Regions from separate parts of the Mus musculus genome. Here all the other regions are linked to region 3. A link is a loop called in an ENCODE intact Hi-C map of the cell type or tissue named here. Cell type or tissue: left cerebral cortex. All regions are shown on one strand.

Region 1 (8,000 bases), 130 kb after region 3:
GTCCACAGAGTCACTGGTCAGCTCTTTACCCAAGACCTTTGAGATGCTTGTGTTTGGTTGAAGCAAGAAAAATTAATTTACTGTCATTGCTTGTAACCCCTTAATTAATTGGACAGGATATAGAATTTCCTTAGACTTCGCCTAATTCTGTAGACTGATCTAGTGTATGCTTTCCAGCAAAAACTGGAGAAAAATTCAGGTAAGTTTTTTCCTTTGTGTTCTGGGATTACACATATAACTTATTTATGCAATATTGATAGTGTGCTGGAGTTTTAATATGGTAACTCTTTTGTGTATTATGTGTTGCACCATGTGTTTGTGTGTGGGTGTTTCAGTCTTTGTGTGCATGTGCATGGTACACGGGCAGGTGGAGACCAGAGATAGGTGTAGGGTGTCTTTCTCAGTTACTTTCCACATGTGTGTGTGTGTGTGTGTGTGTGTGTGTGTGTGTGTGTGCATGTGTGTGTGTATCTAGATATCAACATATGTGTCTTCCTCTGCTTCTTTCTGGCTTACTTTTTGAGAGAGGGTCTTTCATTGAACCTGGAGTTTTTCACTTGTGCCAGACTAGCTGACCATCAGACCCATATACCCACTGTGCTGGGACTACAGATGTGTGGCGGTGTGACACAGATTCATACTTTGGTCTTCATATTTATGTAGCAAGCACCTTACCCCCCCACACACACACCCAGAGAGAGAGAGAGAGAGAAAGAGAGAGAGGACTCAGATCCCATATTTCTTTAGTTTTGAAACAAGGAGCTTACCCAGTTTCAGTAGACTGGCTGCTTATAGGCTCTGGGGATTGCCCTGTCTTCAACCCCATAGCCTTTGAGTTATAGATGTGCACTGCTGTGCCTAGTCTTTATGTGTATGCTATGGGTCTGAACTCTCACTCTCATAACTGCAAGGCTTTATTGCCCTGGAATACTGTATTGACTGAACCGTCTCCATAGCCTCTAGTGTGGTAATACTTAAAACATTTAAACGAAACATTAACAATGAAGATGCAAACAGAGCATATACTACATTGTTGGTGCGAGTTGCTAGGGTGCTGGAAGCGTACGCATATCAACAGATCAAACACACTTTAGCTATTCACTGACCTGTCAGATTCTCCTCTAATTCCATACAATATGCAGGACCGCTCCTCCTGTCTACTGTAAGTTTCTTCTCTCGAGTCTCATCCTGTCATTTAAAAATGGCTTTATTGAGATAGAAGTCACACACCACAGAATGCACCCATTACTGTATATAACTTAACAGTCTGTGCCTGCTGTGTCATATTGAGAGTGAACTCTGTTCTGGTTATTTCCCTCATTGCATCTGTTGAATTACAAACAGATCACTTGTGAACTGGCTTTATTTCATGAGGAAAAAAATGATGTGCTATAAAAAGCAAGAAACCCAAACCAAAAGAAACACAAAGTCATGGTGAGTTTTGTTGTTTTCTTCTTTTTCAAGTGCAGTAGTATGGGCAAGTGAGTCATGTCACTGTGAAGTTAGGCTGAAAGGAAACTCCGAAAGGGCACAAACTTGATGTACCTTCACAACAAACATTTTGTGGATGAAAATAAATGCAATAAAACAAAAGGAAACAAAGGCAAGGAAGGCTGTGGAGTGATGGACAGCTGCTCCAAAGGAGTGGAGCCAGGGATGGAAGACTGGAGTGATGGACAGCTGCTCCAAAGTAGTGGAGCCTGGGATGGAAAGCTGTGGAGTGATGGACAGCTGCTCCAAAGGGGCGGAACCAGGGATGGAAGGCTGTGGAGTGATGGACAGCTGCTTCAAAGGGGCGGAGCCAGGGATGGAGTGGAGAAAACACTGTTCCACTGAAGATAACAGTCAAGCTCTTGGTTTTTTGGGATGCCACAGCGTTGAAATAAAGTAACATGTAGATGACAGAGAGATGGAGGCCAAACATACTTTCGTTTTATACACTGTATTCTGATGATTTCTCCTCCTCCAACTTCTCCTAGATGGCCCTGCCCACCTTATCTGTCTCTCTCTCTCTTTAAAAACAAGAAAGCAAGCAAGCAAGCAAGCAAGCAAGCAAGCAAGCAAGCAAGCAAGCAAGCAAGCAAGCAAGCAAGCAAGCAAGCAAGAAAGCAAGCAAATCTTTAAGAAGTTTCTCTCTTTCTTTTTCTCCTCATTCTCTTTCTCTCTCTGTCTATCTTACACACACACACACACACACACACACACACACACACACACACACACACACACACAATCAGAAACCATTTTATATTAGCAAAAGACTAATAAGACAAACAGAACATAAGATGAAAAAGTCTACAAAAATACATTGAGTTCATTTTGTGTTGACTATCTACTGCTGGGCATGCAGCCTACCCTAATGTGCGATTAATATGCCCAGTGAGACTCTATTGGAGAAAATTAATTTTTTCCTTTGCAAGTGAACGTCAGTTGCAGATAGTTCCTTGGTCCCCCATTTAGCACTGGGACCCCATCTGGCTTATACCTGTGCAGGCTGCCACAGTCTGAGTTCACATGTGAGTTCATCATTCCTAAAGGAAGCTGGGCTGGCTAGTCCTAGGTCAACTTGACACAGCTAGAGTCATCTGAAAAGAGAATTGAGAAAATAGTCTGAGAAGATGGGGCTGTAAACAGACATTTTCTTAGTGATTAATGGAAGAGGACCCAGCTCCCATGTGGGAGGGGCACATGAGGGGTCAGGGCCATGATGTTCTGACCTTCAACTGTGGTGGGCTGGACTCCACTCTGCTGGCCAGGCCCCACCCTGGGTGTTCGGTGACTCCTATGACCAATGCCTGGAGTGGGTCAACCTTCCCAAGTCCTGTCGTTAATAAGCTATCTCCTTCACATGCATGGCCCATCTACACTCCACCTGAACCAAGAGTTACAACTACAAAGAGGATGAGAGGAGACAAGCATAGGTTTCAAGGATGGTACCTTTCCAATCTGTGGTTCAGTGTTTCAGGGTGCACCTGACATCTGCTTAGCTTCTCTTCCCTATTTCCTTGTCAGATGCACCCAGACCCTTGCCTCTGCTGCTCCTTCTAGACACATACTTTGGATTAGAAAGATTCGTGAAAGGAGGAAGCAGAAAGATGGAAAGATTCCCTTTAATTTGTCTTCCAGATTTAGAAGTGGGCTTCTGAAATAGTTCTTAAAGAGCTCCCCTCCCCGGACAGACATAAGCCACTGTCCCTCAGGGAATGAGTGTCTTGCATGACATTCTATCCACTCAAGCCAGAGGGACTGGTTACAAGATGACCTGACTTCCTTCCCAACATGCTCTCCCCCCCCCCTCCCCATGTTACAATGGCCTGCTTTACACATGGAGAAGTATCGTCTATCACACTACACCCCCGTCATCATTTATTTCATGACTTTTATAATGCATGGCTTTACATTGATTTTTTTTTCAAGTCAGGGTTTCTCTGTGTAGCCCTGGCTGTCCTGAAACTCACCAGGCTGGCCTCGAACTTAGAAATCCACCTGCCTCTGCCTCCCAAGTGCTGGGGTTAAAGGCGTGCACCACCACGCCCGGCTTAAAATGAATTTTGTGGTGGATTGGATGAGAAGTCCCGTATTGTCACAGGTATTTGAATACTTAGTCCTCAGCTGGTGGCACTGTTCAGGCAGGTTTAGGAGGTGTGGTCTTGCTGGAGGAGGTGTGTCACTGGGGGGTGGGCTTTGAGCTTTTAAAAACCCTGCACCATTTCAGTCTGCTCTTTGCTTCCTGCTTGTGTTTCAAGATGTAAGTCCTCAGCTTCCAGATCCAGTTGCCACACCTGCCATGGTGACAGACTTCTGTTCTTCTGGACTGTAAACCCAATAAGCCCTTCATTCTATACATTGCCTTGGCCATGGTGTTTTATCTCAGTAACACAAGTTGTAATATAAGAGACAAAGTGGGGTGAAGATGCCAGGAAAGACTTGTATGTAAGAGGCTGCGGCAAGTTGGACTGCATCTGTGTACGACGGTGTCTTAGTCTCTGAGGCAAGTGAAAGTGTGGGAGTATCTTTCTGTGTGTGTCAAAAACTAGTGGGAAGCAGGCAGAAGTAGAAAATACACCAGTCTCACTTTACTTAACAAGAGCATTACCGGGAAGTTGTTGAAATGTCAAAACAAATCCCGTGTTGTGCTGGATATAGAAACATGCTCTGCAAACTTCATCTGAGATGTCACAGTTAATTTCCCGACAGCTCTGCAGTCCTAGCGGCCTGCCGGGGTACCGGGGGCACCTGGCAGGGAAGTCCTCGCATCTGAGGAAGGCTGTGAATGGAAGGAAGTGTTCTGGCTGAAGTCCCTCCCTTTTAAATCTGCAGTGGGTGGAACTCTCTCCATAGCCCTCTCTGCCAGATGCAGCTGCACACCTGAAAGGAGGAAGGAGTGATGCGTCCTTCATTTCATTACCTACGCTCCTGGCTGCTCTGGGACGGGGTCCACACGGCAGTGTTTGGTGACGAGAGCTGAACTGAATAGCCTCTGCTCTTGTGCTGGGCCTCACCTGATTTCTGTCAATTCCCTAAGATGGTGCCTGTCTTAGGATTACTATCGCTGCGGTGAAACACCATGACTAAAGGGGAGGGAAGGGTTTATTTGGCTTACACTCTCATATCACAGTTCATCATCAAAGAATTAGGGCAGGAAGTCAGACAGGGCAGGAACCTGGAAGCAGGAGCTGACACAGAAGCCATGGAGTAGTGTTGCTTGCTGGCTTGCTCCCCATGGCTTTCTCAGTCTGCTTTCTTATAAAATCCCAGACCTCCTGCCCAGGGTTGGCCCCACCCATAATGGGCTGGGCCCTCCCAAATCAATCAGTAATTAAAAAAATGTCCTACAGGGTTGCCTACAGAGGAGGTATTTTTCTTAGTTGAGGTCCCCCCTTCTGATGTCTTTAGCTTGAGCCAAGTTGATATATAGTACTCTCTGAGGATCTTACTCTAAAGGGAGGAGGGATGGGAGAATTTCAGGTAGAATCAGGGTACCAGAGGAAAGAGTTTGTGAGAAAGGTGCTTCTGAGCCACGCCATGGAGGTCTCGGTTTCTGCTGTGCAGAAAGCCACATCTGGAGATGTCAGCAGTACTGTCCTGCACAAGCAGGTCTCTCTTAGTCAGTGCGGAAAGTCCCTTCACGTGTAAGTCTGTACTCCTTGATGACTGTGCCTTCGGGTTAAGGAAAACTTTGACATTCCCAGAAACCTCTACAGTTTGGATTGACAGGATGCCCACTGTTTTCTGGGCTGAAACTGGGCAGAAGAGTTGGAAGACTGGGCCTGAAGTGACGGTATCTCTGTTGGTACCAGGTCGCCAGTCTCTGCAGCATCAGCCTCCAGAATCTTTGGGTGCCCTGCCTGGGCATTCTAGGGTCCTACTTTATAGTTTCTATATTGTGTCCGAGGTGTTCTTCCCTAAGGGGCCCTGGACTACAGAAATTATATTTGTAGCCAGGGGATTTATTTATAATTTGCTACAGATGGCCAGTGGCTTTTCTTTTTTTTAAAGCAGCTTTCCTTCTTCCTTTTGCATTTTCCCACACCCACTCCCACTTACAGTTGGCAGCCTTCCCAGTACCTCCTCACCACTAGGGACTTATATTAATAGTCAGGTTTTGGTGGCAGGGGGGTGGGTGGTACGGGGAGGGGAGAGCAGGAGCAAGCTAGCATGAGAGAGAACATGAGCCCCCAACTGGATTGCCTGCCTCCTGTTATCTCTAACTATTAATTTTTACATCACTGATTCTTTACGCTTATGAATTAAATACTAAATAGAGGTCAAAGTCTTGTGGCCAGGAAGGAGGATCAATACTCACTGGCTGCTGTAGGACAGGATGCGGGGGGAGGGCAGCTTCCAAGGATGTAAGATTGCAGTCTTCTACAGAGGAGCAGTGGGGGATGCTGGATGCAGGTGAGAAGCTGAGAGAGAGCTGAAAACGCATGGTGCAGTGGATCTGGACAGGTCTTGACTGGAAAGACGGCTCAGTGACTAACAACGTCTCCAAGCTTTAGCCAACGTTACCTTATTGGTAAAATGAACTCACGAAGTTGTTACGATAATCAAATGGAATGATATATGTGAAAACATTTACTCTCACACACAAGGCCCTTCATAAGTACTGTTTTATCTTTCCTTTCATTAGGCAGGAACGAGAATAAAAGCCAAGGACCGAAAACCCCCATGTACTAGGAATATAGCTTCCATTTTTCTTTTCCATAATATTTTCATAATGCTCTAAGCCATATGGGTAATTGTTTCAACATTTAATTTTCCACTGAATTATTTAATTACATTTATGACAAGCACGTATTATTTTGAGCATGTTAGCAGAGCCGTTAGCTTATTCTAATGGATTTACAACGTGCCCAGACACTCTTTCATTGCTGATTCTGTGTTGATAGAAAACTATGCTGCCTGCTGTAGATCTATCTTGCTTCAACCATAGTTTAATCAAATGGAATTCTTTTAAAGCCTAGATAAGGTCCCCCCTAGAGGAAAAGAGCAAGAAGATTTTCTGTAGAGCCCATATTCAAGCCTAAACATTTATCGGGCTGGCAGCTCCTACTTCTGCCTTCCAGTTTAGCAGAAAATGCTTGGTGGATTTGTTGCTTTTAAGGGAGAGGGGAGCTGCGTGCGTAGCGGAGGAGAATTGATATGCTTGGATGTTTCTTTTCCAGGAGAAAGTAGTCCTTGTGCACATCTGGAGCTGGTCATTTCTCTGGTCCCAGATGGGTTTGCAGCCCACACTTTTGCGAAGACCTTCTGCCTGCCTCAGTTTTCACTGCCTTTCTGAGGGATTTTTTTTTTCCCTCAGTGAGGTAATAACATTGGCTGCCAATCCTTCCCCAGTTAGTGCTTCAAGACCAGGCTGGCTGATGGATGCTGGGTTCCCCAGTTAGCGCTCTCAGAGTTCTGAACATCCAAAGCAGCACTGAATCAAACACACTTTTCAACACCACCACTCTCCGCAGCTCCTTGCGTCTAGGCTAACCTTTGGCTTGTAAGCAATGTTTGAAATGAGCCATGTCAGCTTCCTAACAGTGTCCCCAGCCTATAGTTTGTCCTTTGTTAAATGGTCAAAATTCTCATTTATTTAATGGGGAGTAGAGATGAGGTTTGGTCACATGCTGAGTGCAAGGAGGTTTCTGGGCACAGGCAGTGGCAGACTGGAAATCCGTTACCAATGGCTGTCTCCCACCTGCTGTGGCTTGAGCTGCAGACTGGCTTGGTGAAGACTGGATCTCCACTGTGGTGCCCTTAGGAGCCCTTAGGAGATGCTGAAAATGTCGTAAGATGAGGTCTACCATGAGATTTTTAAGTCCTAGGAAAGGGTTATGAGACCGAAATCCCTTTTCTTTTCTCTGTTAGTTTCTGGCTATCAGGAACTAGCTTTGTTTCACCATGGGCTCGCTGGCAGGATGTGGCTCCTTGCCATGGGCCCAAAGGCAAAGAGGCCAGTTGTTATGTCTTGGAACCTCTAAATATGTGAGCCTCAAATCAGCTTATGTTTTCCCTAAGTTGATGATTTCAGGTATTTGTTACAATGACACCCTTCACCTGCCTCGTGGTTCCCTCCGGGAACATTCCAGCCATTCTCGAAGTGTGTCCGGGACAGATACTGTGCTTCTACAGTGCTCTTGAGATCCACGGGGTCACTGCAGGCTGAGAGAGGACTAGGGGTTGGGAGGAAAGGTTCAACTGAGAAGGGAACTCAGACACTAGGTAATTGAGATGTGGGTCTCTGGGATGCTGCTGCTGTTGATGATGATGCTGCTGCTGATGAGTGTGTGACTTTTGTCTTGGTTTAAGGTAGGTCACAGGTGTTTTGACACAGCCTCAGAGTCTGACTTGAGGCCTGAGGTGGGAGTGGGGTGAGGAAGAGACGACACTGTCTTCTAGCACTAAAGACTCTCACATACTACCATCATAACTTTGGGGTGCGCTCGTGAGTTTGTGTGTGTGCTGAGTGGCTGGTACTGGCCTGTTCTTCCTTTTCTTTATAAATTCTC
Region 2 (8,000 bases), 490 kb after region 3:
CAGGCTGGAGGTAAATCTCAATGGGGGAGTGATTGCCTAGCATTTGAAGGTCCTGGGTTCAATCCTCAGCATAGGCAAGTAAAAACAAAAAACAAACACTCAAAAGAAAAGAAAGCAAAGAGGAAGAACAAAAGTGAGTTACTCTTAACATCATGGCTAAAATTTGAAACTAAAGATGTTTTCAATACTTAGAAAACTATCAAATAAAAAAGTCGGGGGGGGGGGAGTAACCAGAGGGATTGAGTAGATGTTTTTGTCAGTGCTAACATAATAGCCTCGCATAATAGCCTCGAGTGCCTTGTTTGTGTCTGATGGCCTCCTGACAGCAATGTATAGTCATAGTTTCAGATGTTCATCATGGAATAATGATGCCTAGATCTTATCAAATGATCAAAGACCAAAATAGTGCTAAATAAAGACAGAAAGAAAGACAAACACACACACACACACACAGAGAGAGAGAGAGAGAATAGCCCATGTTTTAATTAATTCTCTATTGTTCAAATTAGGTTGAAATTTGTTTTATGAAGCATATCATATCGTGTGTGTGTGTGTGTGTGTGTGTGTGTGTGTTTTCTTACCTCAGCATTTCCTTAGGCCAGGCATGTAAGCACAAATACTTCACGTGGCCACTGCTGTGAAAGCTGGCATAGTCCTGCTTTATCCACTCTTATCACTGTGGTGATGAATAACTAACTGTGTATGTCACTGTCAAACCACTCATGCGTCTCCTGGCCTTGCTCTGACCAGCAACCATTGGGCAGTAACTGAAGCAGAGGTGAGGCTATCCTAACAGAGCCCGCGGGGCAGCTTCTCCTCCCTGACTGACTTTCACTTTGCTGCTTAGATGTGAGTAACTCAGAGGTTTGGGGGAGGTATTGACATTCGCTACAGGTGGCTTTCATTTCCAGGTTCAGGGTAACCAACTACTCCTGTTTGTGTGGGACATGATCCAGGAAGTATATGTCCAACTGTTTTAAACGACAAAAAATGCCCTAAAGAGCCACATGTCCTCTCAGAGCCTGGCTCTGGGTTTCCGTAGCTGAAGAGAAGAGGGGATAAATCTTACCTGTGGCTGAGTGTTCAGCTAAGCTGGAAGACAGGCTCCTCTAGCCTCCATCCATAGTCTTAGAATTAAGAAGGTAATTGACTGAGACTGGGTCTGGCTGAAGTTTCTCTGGCCTCTCTCAACCTGGAGACTCTGAGACAAAAGCCTGAGAAATTTTACAGCCCGATGGTGAGGAGTTTGCTAATCTGACAAGGAATCAAGGTTCATTGAACTCTTAAATGCAGCGTGGTTTTTTTTTCTTTCTTTCTTTCTTTTTTTTTTAATAGAGTATGGCCAAGCTAGAATGAGCCTAAAACAGAGACATCCTAGCCTACAAGTTCACTGGCCCTCCACCACAGTTCCCTCTCTTGCTCTTCCCACACTACATTTCTTTTTCTATTTTGTTTTATTTGTTTTTTAACTTTCCTTCTTGCCATTAATAGGTACACAAGGAAAACATTCAAAGTGTCAGTGGAATTAAAAACAAGTCTTATGGTAGAATTTCCAGTGAGCGCCACGCTGAACGTTGACTGGTCTCCACACAGCTGCAAGCCCCCGCTCACAGTCCCTCCCGAGTGGATTTGTGAGCGGCGAGGGACCATATTCTCTGCGTGGGATTTTGCTTCTGGGCTAGGGTTGACTGCAAGTTTGTTGGAATGAATGCTACATTTTGTTTTGTTTTGGCCATAAGGGACTTTTGCAGAGTGCCTTTCGCTCAGCATGTGCTGTGAGGGGAATGAAAAGTGTTTGCAGAATGCTTCTTTCCCTGGGCTCAAAAAGTAAGAGTCCCGCTGAGAAGCGCAAGTGACTCTCAAGCCTGTCTGGGGATGAAAGAAGCAGCCATGTTTGAGGGCAACTCAGCAGCACTGAGGCTGTTAGAGCCCAGTGGGAGGAGCTTTTCCCGAATCTCAGCCTTGCCACAAACTCTTTGTAGGACTGTGGGCAAATGGCCAACACCAATATACTCTGGACCCCAATTACTTAAAACTTCAGGGGCTCCCACTTTCAGCATGACTACTACAGGCTCTCTAGTCTGCCTTTGTTCTGACCGCACAGAGGGGGCTGGTCTTGCCCTCCAATGGACCTGCGGAGCAGACCTTCACTTCTGTAACACTCGGCCCTGGATTCTGGTGCCCCTACTTTAGATCTCACAATATTTGACAGCTAAAATTTTCCTGGTGGGTGGGTCTGCTTCCCTGTGGGATCTCTTACTGAAATCGGAGTCCATTTCCTATCTCTTTAACTTGTCTGGTCAGCATCCACTCCCACGCTAGGATTGTCCTAGGCTCTTGACACTGAAAAAAAAGTAAAAACCACAAGAGTAAACCCAGCGTTTGATGGATGCTCTCTGCCGAGGCTGGGCAGAAATCTGGATTTCTTTACTCAAAGATCTGTCCTCCTTTGTATATGGCCTTTGCTTTCTCTCAAGTTTAAGAGTGAAAAGTGGTATTAAGTGAGATGATAGATAGTACCAGGGATGTGAGCTCATTCTCATGACATCCTTTTTTGCTCCCCTTGTTCCGTTCCTTAATTTTTAATAATGGTGCTGTGAGCATGCTACTCTTCCTTGTCCTTCAAGGAACCCTGCCTCTGGTGGCTTTGCAGAGAAGTCTCAGCCCAGCAGAGGAGAAAGATGAGTAAGGGGACTAAGAACATTTCTCAGAAGTTCTGACCACTGTGCAGCGTACAATTCTCGGATGAAGGTTGAGATGTTTGCTGTCTGATCCTGAAATCCCAGCTGCTGTTCCACAGCAGACAGAGAGCCTTGTGCATCTAAGTTAGGCATGAGGTAACCAAAGGCTGGAACTATTGTCTCTGCGTACTTCAGCCTAACTTGCTTCAGAATAGAGATTAGAGTCCAAGAGTCAAAATGATCACACAGAACAGGGAACTGTTTTCAAGACACAGGGGAGTATGCCGGGGGCGGGGGCGGGGGCGGGGGGGGCGTGGCACAGGGCAACTAAAGGGATAGAAAGAGGCACAGGAAGAAAAAAGGCCACTTTAGGATCAGCAAGAGAAAGACCTCCAGCCATTGCTGGCCATAGGGATCTGGCTGAAAATAAAACTAGGTGGAAATTGAAACATGTGTACAGCCCAAGTCAGACTTATGAGAGAATGCACTATCTGTGTTTAAGGGCCTTGGAAAATGACTTAGGGGCCTTGGAGAAGTGACTCGGGGCATTTGAGTTTTGTGAAGCTGGAACTCTGCAGATCCTGACTGGACTCCCAGTCAGTGGGAGAAGAATTCAAGGAGAGGGTGCATCCCAGCAGTCTGACAGACAGAGAACTGTAAGGGACACGACACCACACTGTGAGGTCAAACACCAGAGAGCTCTGAGCAGTGCTGCCTGCTGCCTGCTGGCTACTGTCTGAAGGGCTGCATCTCTGGCCTCACTGGGGCTTGTGTATTTGAGGATAAGGCTCCCTTTCCTGCCATCTTTTAAGTTGTGTATTATAGAGACTATAAACTATGCACAAAAATAAACACACTAATCTAATAGACCCCTTTGTACCTATCAACTATTTTCAACAACTATAAATCCACAGTCTTTCTTACAGGCATTACATAATTTCATCTAAAATAGTCCATGCTGCATTTCTAAAGCATAAATACTGTTTGGGCTAGAGAGATGGCTCAGCCCTTAAGAGCACACACTGCTCTTACAGAGAACCCAAGGGCAGTTTCAAGCACACACATCAAGCAACTCACTATAGCCTGTGACTCCAGCTCCCAGGATCCAAAGTCTCCAAGAGCACCTGTACACACATGTATGTTGTGTATACCCAAACATACCCAAACATAGAACTAAAAATAAACTGAATATCAAAACAAGCCTTTAACCAGACTTCTTTTCTATTGCCTGTAGTGCTGGCAAGCATCAAGTAAGTGCTCAACTTTGCAACCCTTTCCATCGGAGGACTGTGGTTTCTGTAGAACTCTACCCTCCCCCCCCCCCATCCCACATAGAGAGAAAACTGAAGCAGGTTCCCCAGGAAAGATGCAGTCCACACCCTCGCCGTCGAGTTTTTCTCTGTAGTGATGCAGCATACATATGGGAAACAGAAAGGGTGGCACCTAGAGGAGGCAAGCACATTGGCAATATACAGAGAAAGTAACCAACAAACCCCGAATTCTGCATGATGCCCAGAGGAGCTGGGCCTGGTGCCAGGAGCTGAGACATGCTTCCATTGTCACTGGCAGATGACAGATTTAGAAACAGACAGGGGATCCTCTTATCAAGAGGAACGCTGTCAGCTGAGGTCATTCGCATTTCAAAAGTACAATCAACCCAACGTGAGCTGGGGGTATTAAACATGATTTTTCTCACCTTGAATGACCCCTTCTCCCTACATTAAGCTGCCTATTTAGATCATTTAAACCGTGCGGCAGCAAATTGAAAACATGGGCTTTCTGGGCTGTGTATTTTCTTTCTCGTGTTGGAACATTTCCCTTGAGAACCCCAGGTCTCATGATCATGGCAAAGAAAGTCCCACATGACTTTCTGATTAAGCGCTTCGTGATGTGCACGTACAAGCTGATGAATCGATTTTTTCTTTCTTTCTTTCTTTCTTTCTTGGCTAAAGTGCAGCATCTGCTTCGAAGAAACACATTGCGCTGCCACTTCTCTGTCAGCTGCTTGATCTGTTTGTCAACAAAACCGAGTGCAAAGGGATTGTACTTCTACAAAAGTAATCTCATCTCAAAGCAGCTTGTCCAAAGATTCTACAAGGCATCACAATGACCCCAGATGACATTATCTATCTGCCTGATTGCTAGATGTGGCTCTCTGCAGTCACAAGTCACTAAAGGACTCAAATATGCATTTTCCCTACTGCTCTGAACTAATGCTTCCTGCTGTGAGGGTTGGGATAGCGTCACATGCCAGCTTTTAGATATTTGTATTCACTGACTGATTTAAAATACAGACCGAATACCAAAACCAGTCACTATTTACTTTAATATCAGTAATCCTGACTTGATCAAAAAATATTCACAAGAATTTCTCCCCCCCCCCCCGCCAGTTTGTGTATGTTTTTGCCATTCCTTTGAATTAATGCATTACATCAAAGTGTCTAGCTTTTTTTTAAAGAAGCTTTGTTATAATTTCCTTTGACCTCTTTTATGTGCATCCAAGAAAAGGCCCAGAGCAGCAGCTTTCTCTGTTCTGGCCCCAGGGAAAGCCTTGGGGCTCCTTGGAGGCTCTGCCGTTCCCACCACAGATTCCCAAGAGAGAGAGAAAGGCTACAGCTTCCCCTACAGATTCCCAGCCATCCACCTTCCCCACTGGTAAGCCAAGTATCTCAGACAAAATTAGATAATGGAGCCGACCTTACTGTTCCACTGCCAAACCTCCTTGACTTTCTGATGAAAATATGGAACAGATAACCCTGTGGGTGGATGATTCTCAGTTCAGAAAAGAACACCAAACATATTTTAAGAAGAGGTCATTTGGCCAATAAAAGGGGGGAGTGGATATTCACTGACGATAATTTTGTCTAATTAAACTCCCTTCCCCCCCCCACCCCACCCCCAGGAGGCAGAGGATGAAAAACAAGACTTCTGGACCAGACATTACAGAGACAAGAAAGGCCATTTGTCTCCCGAATCATGTGAAGGGAGACCGTTGGCCTTTGAAGCCACTGAGCAGTAGCAAACTATGAAGCCAGCCGGTCCCTCCCCTTTGAATAGCTTCTCTGAAGGTCTCGTCTGACTTCCTCATGGCAGACTGTCTGATGTGGGGAGTCGGTGGTGTGGTCTGGAGAGCAGTGGCTCTTTCAGAATCACGCTAGCTTCCTGGGAAGCCTTGATGGTGTACTAGCTGGCAGATCTCCACCTTCATACCCAGCTCCACTCAGCAGTGGCTCCCCCCCCCCCAATAATTTGTGGAAACTAACTGAGCAGAGGAGGCAAGTCAAGACGTTTCAGTGAGCTTCTGAGGTGACGAGGGCCTGCAGAGAGTACAGTGCCTGGCCTGTTTCACAGCAGTGAGGTCTGCTCACACCTCAGCAACGACAGACCTCTGTAGACTATGAAGGTGTTAGACTTAGAAAGAAATAGTGACTTTTCATTTTATAGATCGTTTGGAATTGTTTTTAAAATGAGAAAGACGCAGAGGGCTGCATGCTGCCATCCAGTCCAGTTTTAACCTCCTTACCGAGACTACAGAAAGCAGAGCTAGTGAGGTGGCTCAGCAGCCAGGGGCTTTTGCTGTTGCCACTCAAATCCATTTCAGGATAGCAAGGTGAAAATTAGATTTAAAATTAAAAACCTGGAGAAGTCTCCATGGATAAAGGTCCGTGTTACCAAACTCAGTAACCTGAGTTCAGTCCCTAGAACCCTCGTAGTGGAAGGAAAACACTGACTTCCTCAAGTTGTCCTATATGCCACCTCCACGGGGATAAATAATGCAAAGACGTGTCAAAGACTGTGGAGATGGTGGTTTCACAAAGCGTGTCAGATAGGTCAGACAACTTGGTTTCCATGATGTATCTCATGTCACTTGTATAACCATGGATGCAGGAGGCATTTCCATTTCTTATTTGGACTTCCTGGTGTGTTTAATGCTATGTAACACAACCCTATGGCAAGTAGACATATCGGAGGTTTGGATGTGCCACCTCTTAACAGAAGAAAGCGGAACATAGGATGGGAAGAATGTTCAGATGCGATGAGCAGCAGTGCCACCCTACTGGCTAGCTACGTTTCAGTTGAATACTCAGTTCTTCAGTCACACAATCTTCAAGACAAGCATCCGATAACCATCACAATACAGGTTTCTACTGGCATAGGTAGTACTTGGTACTACCAAAAAAGCACTAAAGAGCCTTGAACTCTTCACTTACCTCTTGGCCATTTTGCTGTCCTAACCTGAGAGATGAGGAAGCAAAACCACAGCCTCTCTAAGGCCATCCCACTTCTGAGGTTCTCGTATCACAGACTTCTCTGATCCCTGGGAGTGGCACTGGAAGGCCCTGGGTGGTGAAAGGCAGCCTCAGAGACAGAAGGGCTTGAAGGCAGCCCTGTGCCTTTAGTGCCAGCTGTATGACCCAGGAAGTTGATTCTACAATGTTGTCTGTTTATATCACCCAGTGACCTACTATGCTCTCAAACTCAAAAATGCTACTAATTCTGAACTAAGAATTCAGTAAGGTTCACTGATTTGAGTATTGTAGAGTGTATGCTAGTTTTTGATCAAAGTACTATCACACATTGGCAACTGATGCTGCACAAAACACCCAGGTTCAGATGTATGATTACCATGTTTTATGAACTATGGGACTTTCCCTGAACGTAACAAAGTTTTCTACTCTTACAGAACATAGTGGTTTGCTTACAGAACAGAGAGCCTTTTCATTTTTTCTGTCACCATCCCTCATGTGTAAGTGTATAACTCAGCAACAGAGAAAGCATATGCTCTACAGAGACTCGGGCAAATGTCCCAAAGCACAGAGCTGGGGTCAGCTGGAATACCACTGTAGATTATGCAGGCACCCAGAGGTTTGAAAACTGTGTGCTTCGCAAAATTAAAATCTTGTTGTTCAATGCTGATGGATCACCATTGTTTTTAAAATGCCACGTTTTGTCAGGAGTTTCCAAGACATGAATATAGTGGACAATGGAAATGCAGTTAGTAGTATGCATTGTAAACACAGCAGTGGAACTCATTCGACCTCCCATAGAACCCCATGAGTTGTGCAAGGCTTGAAGAAAGTAGCTTAGACCTGGTGGAAATCTTGACTGCTGGATGATGCTCATCTCTCACTTGGCACTCACTAGTGTGACAGGGCGGGAGGGATCCAACACTGGACACTATTCAGGGCATGTGACATCATCGGGCATCCTACCAGATGTACAGCTGGTGCTTAGTCAACCTCAGTGACCAAAGGACATCTGGAGATGATCAATGGGAAGGACAGGGTGGAATGAGGTTGTTTTCTGATATCAGCTGGA
Region 3 (8,000 bases):
ATAATGGGAGCTGTAATGGCTGCTGGAGAGCAGATTCACTTCCAGGGCACCCTTATAAACCTTTAGACTGCTTCTGTGCATCTGGAGCTGACCATTTAATCACTGGGTTCATTTTCCTCCAACATATTTCAAAATGCTAGATGTTTTGTTTTGTTTTGTAATCACAGAGCTCATTCCTTTCCTTTGTCGATTTATCCAGAGATGCTAGGAACAACCAACCCGCGTCCTCATTTGTCCAGTTTTATGTACAGACTCACCATATCTGTTGCTTCTCACAACTGGTGAATCAAGATAATCCAATCCATTTGTCCCCTTAAGCTTGTAAAATAGTTCACACCACAGGCTTTCAGTAATCTCGGAGTTTCCAGGAGAGGCTGCAGTAATTCGTCGGCAAATTAGAAAGCCTAAATCCAGATACTTAAAAAAAAAAAAAAATTCATCTGTATACTTCTGATGCTCTAGACTCACTTCTGGTACTAAAAAATCTTATCAGTCAATGTTCTCTAGAGGAACAGAACTTCAGAATGGTATGTGTATATATAGAGTGGCTTATAGGCTGTGGTCCACCTCGGTCAACAATGGCTGTTTACCAATGGAAGATCCACAAATCCAGTAGCTGTTCAGCCCACAAGACTAAATGCCTCAGCTGGTCTGATGCCAGTGAAGGAACTGACTTGCTAGGAGAGCAAGAACACGCTTCTGTTTTTCAGGTTCTCTTTATAGGCTGCCAGTAGAAGGTGTGGCCCAGATTAAAGGTAGATCTCACCTCAGAATATCTGGATTAGATGTATATCTTTCTATCTCAAAGATCCAGATTAGAAGTGGGTCTTCTCACCTCAAATGATTTAATTAAGAAAAAAAAATCCCTCACAGGTGTTCCCAGCCATTTGGGTTTTAGTTAATTCCAGGTGTAGTTAAGTTGACAACCAAGACTAGCCATCACACCAAGGTTGCAAGCATTCCGGCATATGGAAAAACTGCATGTGCAAATCTATAGGGTAGAGTTTGGTTGAGGTTGTTCCTCCTTCAGGGCTGCATTATGTCATCTGAAAGTGTTTACTTCAGTTCCTCTGGGCTGCCTCCATGGCAGCTGTGACATCACAGAGAAGTCAGAAGGTTTGGGGCCTGATAACAAAGTATGTTAATGTAATGCTAATGCTGTGTCCATTAAAAAAAAATCACTGCTGTATAAGAAACTTTAAAAAGTATTTTTTAAGAAGCTACTTCAAAAAAAAATCATCAAGTGATCTACAAAAGACTCATGTTTTCTCACTATATGGGTGTTTTTATTTTTTAAAGATTTTTGTTAGTTTTAATTATTTGTATTTGTGTGTGTGTGTGATTCGAGTGTGCACATATGTGCGTGCAGGTGCCACAGTGGCCAGAGGTACCAGGTGTCCCTGGAATCAGAGTCACAGGCAATTTTCCCAGCATGGGTGCTGAGAGGCAAACTCCAGTCTTTCGGAAGATCTATACGTGCTCTTAACAGCTGAGCCATCTCTCCACCCTGCAATGTACTTATTTTAAAATGTGTGTAGCATGAATGTATAGGGCTTTTGACTCGTAAATATAATTATGCAACTAGAAAAGTATTCTGAGTTGCCTTTAGGAGAATATTAATTATTAAAATAGCCCAGCCACTATTTTTATCTCTAAAAGAGAAGCATATTTAATCTAACATCAAAGATACATAAATAATAGAAGCTTAAGGCAAACTGTAAAAGATACCAGGTTATAAAGAACATTTTATTTACCTTGATATGAGTGTTATTTTTAGTTCTCTAGATATATTAAGCCAATCATTTACCTGGTAACTGTTGACTTAGCATTTACTGTGAAAATGGGAAAAGTACATGCAACTCTTATGCTTTCTTTTCCACTAAGAGTGGAAGTCTTTCCAGTCCCATTGTTTTTGAGACAGTCATAGTCTGTATTGCATGCTGGTCTTGAGATCACAGTAGTCCTCTTGCCTCAGCCTCCCGAGTGGATTACAGGCACTAAGCATCATGCCTGGCTCTTTTTGGTCTTATGAAGGAAGCAGCAGGTTTCTCTTTATTTTCAGGTAGCAGGACGGATGGCCTACAGAACTATAGCCATGCACCAAGGATTAGAGCCATGGAGGACTACAGCCATACACTAAGGACACTATTTCTTTACTTAGCCTTGTCCTTTAAAGCCTCCTCCTGCTCTAGACTTGCACTAAGTGTGAGTGTTCCTTGGAGTTCTGGCTAACTAGACAGCCTCCCGGTCCTCTTAGCCTCCCCCATGGCTTTAGCTACCACTTATATTTTAGTGACTTCAGAGATCCAGACTTTACACCAACCTCCCTGGGAAAGGTTCCCCCATAGTGTAAAAAATGTGTTTACCCCGAGGTCCACACCTTCTTACTCACCCAAAGACAAGACTGTGCATCCCTTGACCTCAAACAGCTAATGACTTCTCTTGGGTACATGGCAGGTGGTTCTAGCAGGTTCTATCTTAGCTCACAATCCTTTTACATCCCATCTCTAAGCCTCCCAGATCCTCACAAGGCCTATGTGACCAATTGTCACATCTATCAGACATCTTCTGGAGGTTTTCCCTTCTTGCAGGTTTTGAGCTGAGGCATCACAAAGCAGAGAAACCCTTTGAAATCCTGTGCTACATTTTCTGTTTACTTGTAGGAGGAAAAAAAAAACCAACCACCACCCATTGCTTTTTTTTTCCCCTCAAAGCATATCTGTTCATCCTAAAAGGCTAAAAAAATAAAAATGCCCATTCAGGTACAAATACAAATTCCTCAGCATGGTTATTCTGAATCATGAAGGCCCTGACCATCTGTCCAGCTTCCCTCTTACCCCTTTTCAACTCCCACCCAGCACCCGTACCAGTACGCACATCTATCTTGCAGGCCCCAGTGTGTGTACTCTGTAGTCTTTTGGACACTTTTATTCTTAGCTGACCTAACCACTCAGGAAGTCACCATCTTTCTTTCAAGAGACACCCCAGGTGACACTACCTATGGAAAGCTACAGCGGCTAGGAGAGCTCACTCAACTCTTCCCACCCGACAGACAACCTCACAATCTTTCTCATAGCATATGCCTCTTGGATTTCTAAAGTGGAGGCTGAAGGAATGTGGGAATGTGAAAATTAAAATCATAACACCCCAACAAGCAATAACGTACTAGTGGCACATTTACACACTAGGGAAGAAAAGCACACGTTTTTGTTGTACTTTCTTGGAAGAAATTGGGTGATAAACATAAAATTCCCACCAGACCAGACTTTTGACACTAGATAAATATCACACATCCCTTCCTGTTACAGAATATAGTGCAGGGACTTTGCCAGCATTTAGTTTCCCCTTTTATCATTCTAATATGGGCATTCTATGTTGCAGGTGTCTAGGAGAGTCAGTAACCTACACCGAAAAGCCAGTTAATGGTCATGACAGTCCCCAAATTCTCCATTTACTCCGGGAAATGTTCCACTTTCACTGTTCTAAGTCTTCTCCTTACAACACAGATTCTAAGAACCAAGTATTTTTCTTTCCTAAGACTTTAAATTGTTGCTTCTTAGTAGAGATCTTTGCTATAATAGGGCGGACCGATCCTATCGAAGCGTATTTCCCCGCTCTTAACTCATCTACCTATAAATAGCGCCGCTCACCGAGCTGAGTCACCAAAACCCAGAGTTTACTCAAAATAGCTCTTAAGGACTGCTGGAATTGAGTCGCTCCAGTGGTGACAGATTGACCACACACCCATCAAGCTGGGCCACGGACCAGAGCCATAGAACTGGCTCCTAACCACCAGGCGCCCAGAGGGCTAGTCAGGCGAGTAAGACCCTAGTCGCTGGGATCTCGAAGTCTGGACTCAGGAACCAGCTAGTGGCCAGACTCCGCCTTGACGGAACAGAGTCCTCCCCGCCCTTTTGGAGCTGGGAGCCGCGGGGGGCCCGGCACCCGGCACCGCCCTCGCCCACTGCTCACACAATGGGGCGCGTCGAGGGGCGGCCCGGCTTGAGCTTCAGACCTAGCCCTCATTGCCTAACTCCCGGTTGTTGCCAAAGCACCTGATGACCTCAGACTATTGCCCACCCTCAGGAGGGTGCAGAAGCTTGGGAGCAGCAGCCCTGGGGGGGGTGGGGGGGGGGAGAAAACGGAAGTGCCACCCCCTGCAGGCAGGGTGGTGACGTCACCCTACCGCCAGCCTGTAGCGGGGGTGGTTGCCCATCACGTGATCCACGCCCCTCAGAATCCCGCGCGCGCGCTCCCTCCCCCCCCTTTTCAACTAGACTCCCACCTCTCCCGCCTCCTCTCCCCAACTTTCGCCCTCCCTGCTCCCTCACCGCTGTCAACAGCGCCAGCTCCGCCCTCCCCAACGGCGAAGCAGCGGGCTCCTGAGTTCAGGTCCTTGCTCCCTGAGCGCAGGGTGCCCCCCTCCCACCCTGTCCCCAAATTTAGGCGCTCAGGGTGCGTGGGCCTCGGGGGTGCAGTGGCGGCGGCGACAATTCTCCACTCATTCCTCCCACCGTGGACCAGGCGGACTCTGCAGGTCTGCGTTCAAAGGGGACCGAGAGACGCGCACGGCCTCCGGGGAGCCCCCTCCTCTCACCCTGCGGCCCGCCTGCTCTGCCAGCTCCGTCTCCCGTGGGGGCCACGCGCAGATCTCCTCCTGGAGCCCCTCACTCTCTTCGCTCCGTGCACGCCGGGGTTACAGCTTTGCTTTTTTTTTTTTTTTTTCCTTCTGTCGCTGCTGCTCCTCGTTCTATTTCCTTACCGCCCCCCGCCCCCGCCCCGGTTCCCTTCTAAAAGTGGAGGCTGGAGGAGGGAGAAAAGCAGCCTAGAGTCGAAAGGGGCGGTGCGCACTGACCTGTCAGCGACGGAGGAAGACCCCCGGTCTGGGCGAGCTCTCCAGCCAGTGGGGGCACTGGAGCGCAGGGCTCGAGCGGAGCGGCGGCTGCGCTCGACCAGGTGTCCCCTAGGCCGGTCTGCGCCGCCCCCTCCCTCGGCGCCGCGCTCTCCGCCCCAACATCGGGGACCAGGGAACCCCCCAGCTCGATTTTTTGTGCAGTTTCAGCAAAGCTCCGAGGAAGTTGGTCCTTTTGTTCCACTATTTATAGATTGCGTCAACATTGCGAAAAGAAGAAGGCGGAGCGGTGGCCCCTCCCCCGCCCCTCGGCCCGCTCCCAGGAGAGAAAAGCCCCAGCACACGACCTAAGTACACAGCGCGCCAGCCGCCCGCCCCCGGGCCTCCTGCTCGCCACTTCCCCCTCCCCCCGCCCGGGCCCGAGCGCTGCCAACCCCGTCACGTGCCCTCTCGGGAAAACCAGCTCCCCGGGGCTGTGCGCCGCCCGCCTGGTTCCGTGGCAGCGGCCTCCGCCCTGCGGCGCTCCCCTGCTCCTGGCTGGGGTCGCCGGCCCGGGTGGTGTGCACGACCTGGGGACCCGCACTCTGACCACTCGACGGGGGGTGGGGGGGGGGAATTTCTCCCGGACCCGAGCCTTGCGCGCGGAGTGGCCCCGAGCGTGCCGTTCGCTCGCTCGCTCGGGCGTCTCTACCTCCCTCCGTCTCTGGGAGCGCCACCGCCCTACTTGCAGAGAGCGCGCGCGTTTGGGCCTCGCTTTGGAGCCCACGGCCTGGACAAGTCCCTGTGCCCCCTACGTGCGGCGGCTCCCGCAGGCGTCCGCTTGCTAGGCCTCGCTCCCCCGGCCAACGGGCGTGAGGGGTGCGGGGGTGGCTCGCAGCAGCTCCCAGGCAAAAGCGCTGGGCGCGGGAAGCGCGGGGCGGACGCTCTGGATCCGCAGGTGCAGCTAGCTTCACGCTAGCTTCCTTCTCGCTTTCCCAGCTGCTTAAAGCCCCAGGCATTTGCGCATCCGACTCCTTGACAAGGGAACGCGGTTCTTGAGGACTTACTCTTTGGTTACAGGAGTGATTGGGGCAAACCATTACAAGTTGCCTTTAAACCCCGAGGACGAAGTGATAGGCCCCTCCAAACCCCGAAGTGAAACTGAGCGCCCTGCTGGCCTAAAGCCTAGGCGGAGGGCTCAGTGTAAACAAAAAGTGCGATAAACACCAAAGGAAGGCCTTACAATTAAGGCAAACTAAGTGGTTAGTCTAAGCGTGATTAACTTCTGTAGCTTCTAGTCCCTTTCCTAAGTAATTGATTTCAGAACGCAGTTTTACTTTTCAGGATCAGAACATAATAAGTTAGCTACCAGATCACTGATTCAGGAAAACAGGCTGAGCTCGGATGAGAACAGGAAACGCATCGGACTTTCCCAGCAACTGGAGAGGGGTAAACAGTCTAGAAGAACTCCCCCCATCCCACTCCCCCGCCCCAAGTTCGGACCACCACCACGCCTCAGCACGGGCACCTACCTACTGTGAGGGGCTTGGAAGTTAGGTATAAGGGTGGGTCCAAACCTGGTAGAGCTTTTCCAAGAGTCAGATGGGGGAGGAAATAGATTTGCCTAGAGTTGAGAAACCTTTCCAGATTTAGGCCCGCTTGCTTTCGCTCTCTCTATTTCTATTTCTTTTCTTTCTTTCTTTCTTTTTTTTAAAGGAGAAACTTTAGATTCTAAAGCTTAGAACGTGCCTTCCAAGTTTGCTATGTGTGTGCTTGCTAAAAGAAGGAAGTGAGACAATATAAAGTGAACTTTTGCAGCACTCGCTTCCTTTCTAAAGTTTGGAGCTGCAGGCCTGATAGGCTTTGGTCGCCCACACCTGGCGGTGTGCAGAGCCTAGGGCGGGACCTCAATCTTCCCCATCCTCTGCAATTTATCCAAAGGCCCTAGCTACTCACCTCCCGGTCCTTGTACCCTTCATTACTCAGCATTTGGAAAACAAACCTCTTATGAATGCAAATTCGTTTCTTTGACACTTTGGTTGCAGCAATAGCTACAAATCACGTTTCTTTGCATTTAGTAAACAAGTCAGGGCCTCCTGGTCCTTCCCACTCTTGCAAGGGTCAGAGTTTGTCAAGGCATGGTCATGGTTGCCTTACCCCGTCCTCCGACTAAGGCTCAGCGGCACAGCTATTTTGTTAAGACACCGGCTTTCCGCCCCCACTTTGTTCTTTCACGGTCTTCCTAGCCGCGGAGAGGAGGGAAGGGAATCAAAACGAAACCACTTCAGGCGCATCAGTCACAGCCACTTCCCTAAGGGCAGCGGTGGCAGACCTAAGTGTAGGGTCGCAAACATTGGCCGAGATGGGGGTGGGGGTGGGGGGAGCTGTTCCCGAAGGAAGCCCAGGAGTTGCCAGGATCTGTCCTAGGTTGCGAAGGGTCCCCCTCCCCCCAAACTCCCATCTCCGGAAAAGTGCATATGGATAGTACATCAATCTTGCATGGAGAGTTTGGTCTGGGTCTCGAAGTTGAAGACTGAGACCCTGCAGAAGTAAAGGAGTGTGACACGAACGAGTTTGGCTTCTAGTGGCAGATGTCTTAGCAGGGTCTCAGGCAGGAACGCAGGCGAGGGTGCGCAAAGGCCTCTTGGGACTCGAGGCCCACGGAATTCTTGCCCGGCTGAAACTGGATAAGCATCCCGCCCACACGCAAATAACCAAAGTTCTATACAATTTAAAAGACTTCACGAAACTAGTGGTATCCCTCTTCCCTCATAGGAGTCATTGCAGTGACAAAGGCGGCCTCCGGCAGGTTTCAAAGAGACGGGTGGGCCGACTTTAGCAGTTCAGGGAAGGCATCTTACGAGGTGAAGGTAACCAAACACAACTGGGGCGCTCAGGAATGGCAGCTGGTGTCAATCTAGTCAGCTAAAACGTGTCCTCGCTTCCCCTTCTTCCCCCACAGAGAAACAACACTGACTTGAAACAGCTTCCACCCTCACCCCACCCCCATACTTTCTTTACCACACACTTTATTCTGTTTAGTAACACCTTTGTTGCAGCAGTATCTGTAGGTCTGGGCAAGTGTGAGAAAGACCTGCAGGGTCTCGGGGAGTTGAAAGTGGAAACCGTTTGCTGGAGTGCTCGCCCTGCTCACCCACACCTGACTAAG

The links. Peaks named below come from ENCODE experiments on the same cell type or tissue, not always from the same donor. Only the 100,000 strongest peaks of a DNase experiment are listed, where the experiment ranks them.
Region 1: a loop joins it to region 3, with 2.7 times the contacts of the local background. A loop is called at or near these places in 2 of 42 quality-filtered maps.
Region 2: it touches region 3 in a loop (2.7-fold over the local background); 6 of 42 quality-filtered maps call a loop at or near these places.

Annotation. Positions count from the first base shown.
Region 1 is chr14:61,804,362-61,812,361 of GRCm38, forward strand. No RefSeq gene overlaps it. Among named protein-coding and RNA genes, the nearest start is that of Gm35247, 9.5 kb to the right of the region's middle. In left cerebral cortex, a CTCF peak has its summit at 4,198; DNase peaks (open chromatin) are centred at 4,019, 5,535 and 6,729.
Region 2 is chr14:62,169,835-62,177,834 of GRCm38, forward strand. Gm35419 (a long non-coding RNA gene) reads right to left here and starts at 1,179. Exons shown (of 3, transcript XR_383483.2): 1 at 1,070-1,179. In left cerebral cortex, a CTCF peak has its summit at 4,135; DNase peaks (open chromatin) are centred at 1,707, 4,195, 5,738 and 7,973; H3K27ac peaks cover 276 bases.
Region 3 is chr14:61,677,255-61,685,254 of GRCm38, forward strand. It overlaps Dleu2 (deleted in lymphocytic leukemia, 2), which reads right to left and starts at 5,119. Exons shown (of 7, transcript NR_028264.1): 1 at 4,856-5,119. In left cerebral cortex, CTCF peaks have their summits at 3,859 and 4,893; DNase peaks (open chromatin) are centred at 3,072, 3,345, 3,801, 4,229 and 4 more places; H3K4me3 peaks cover 4,026 bases; H3K27ac peaks cover 4,403 bases.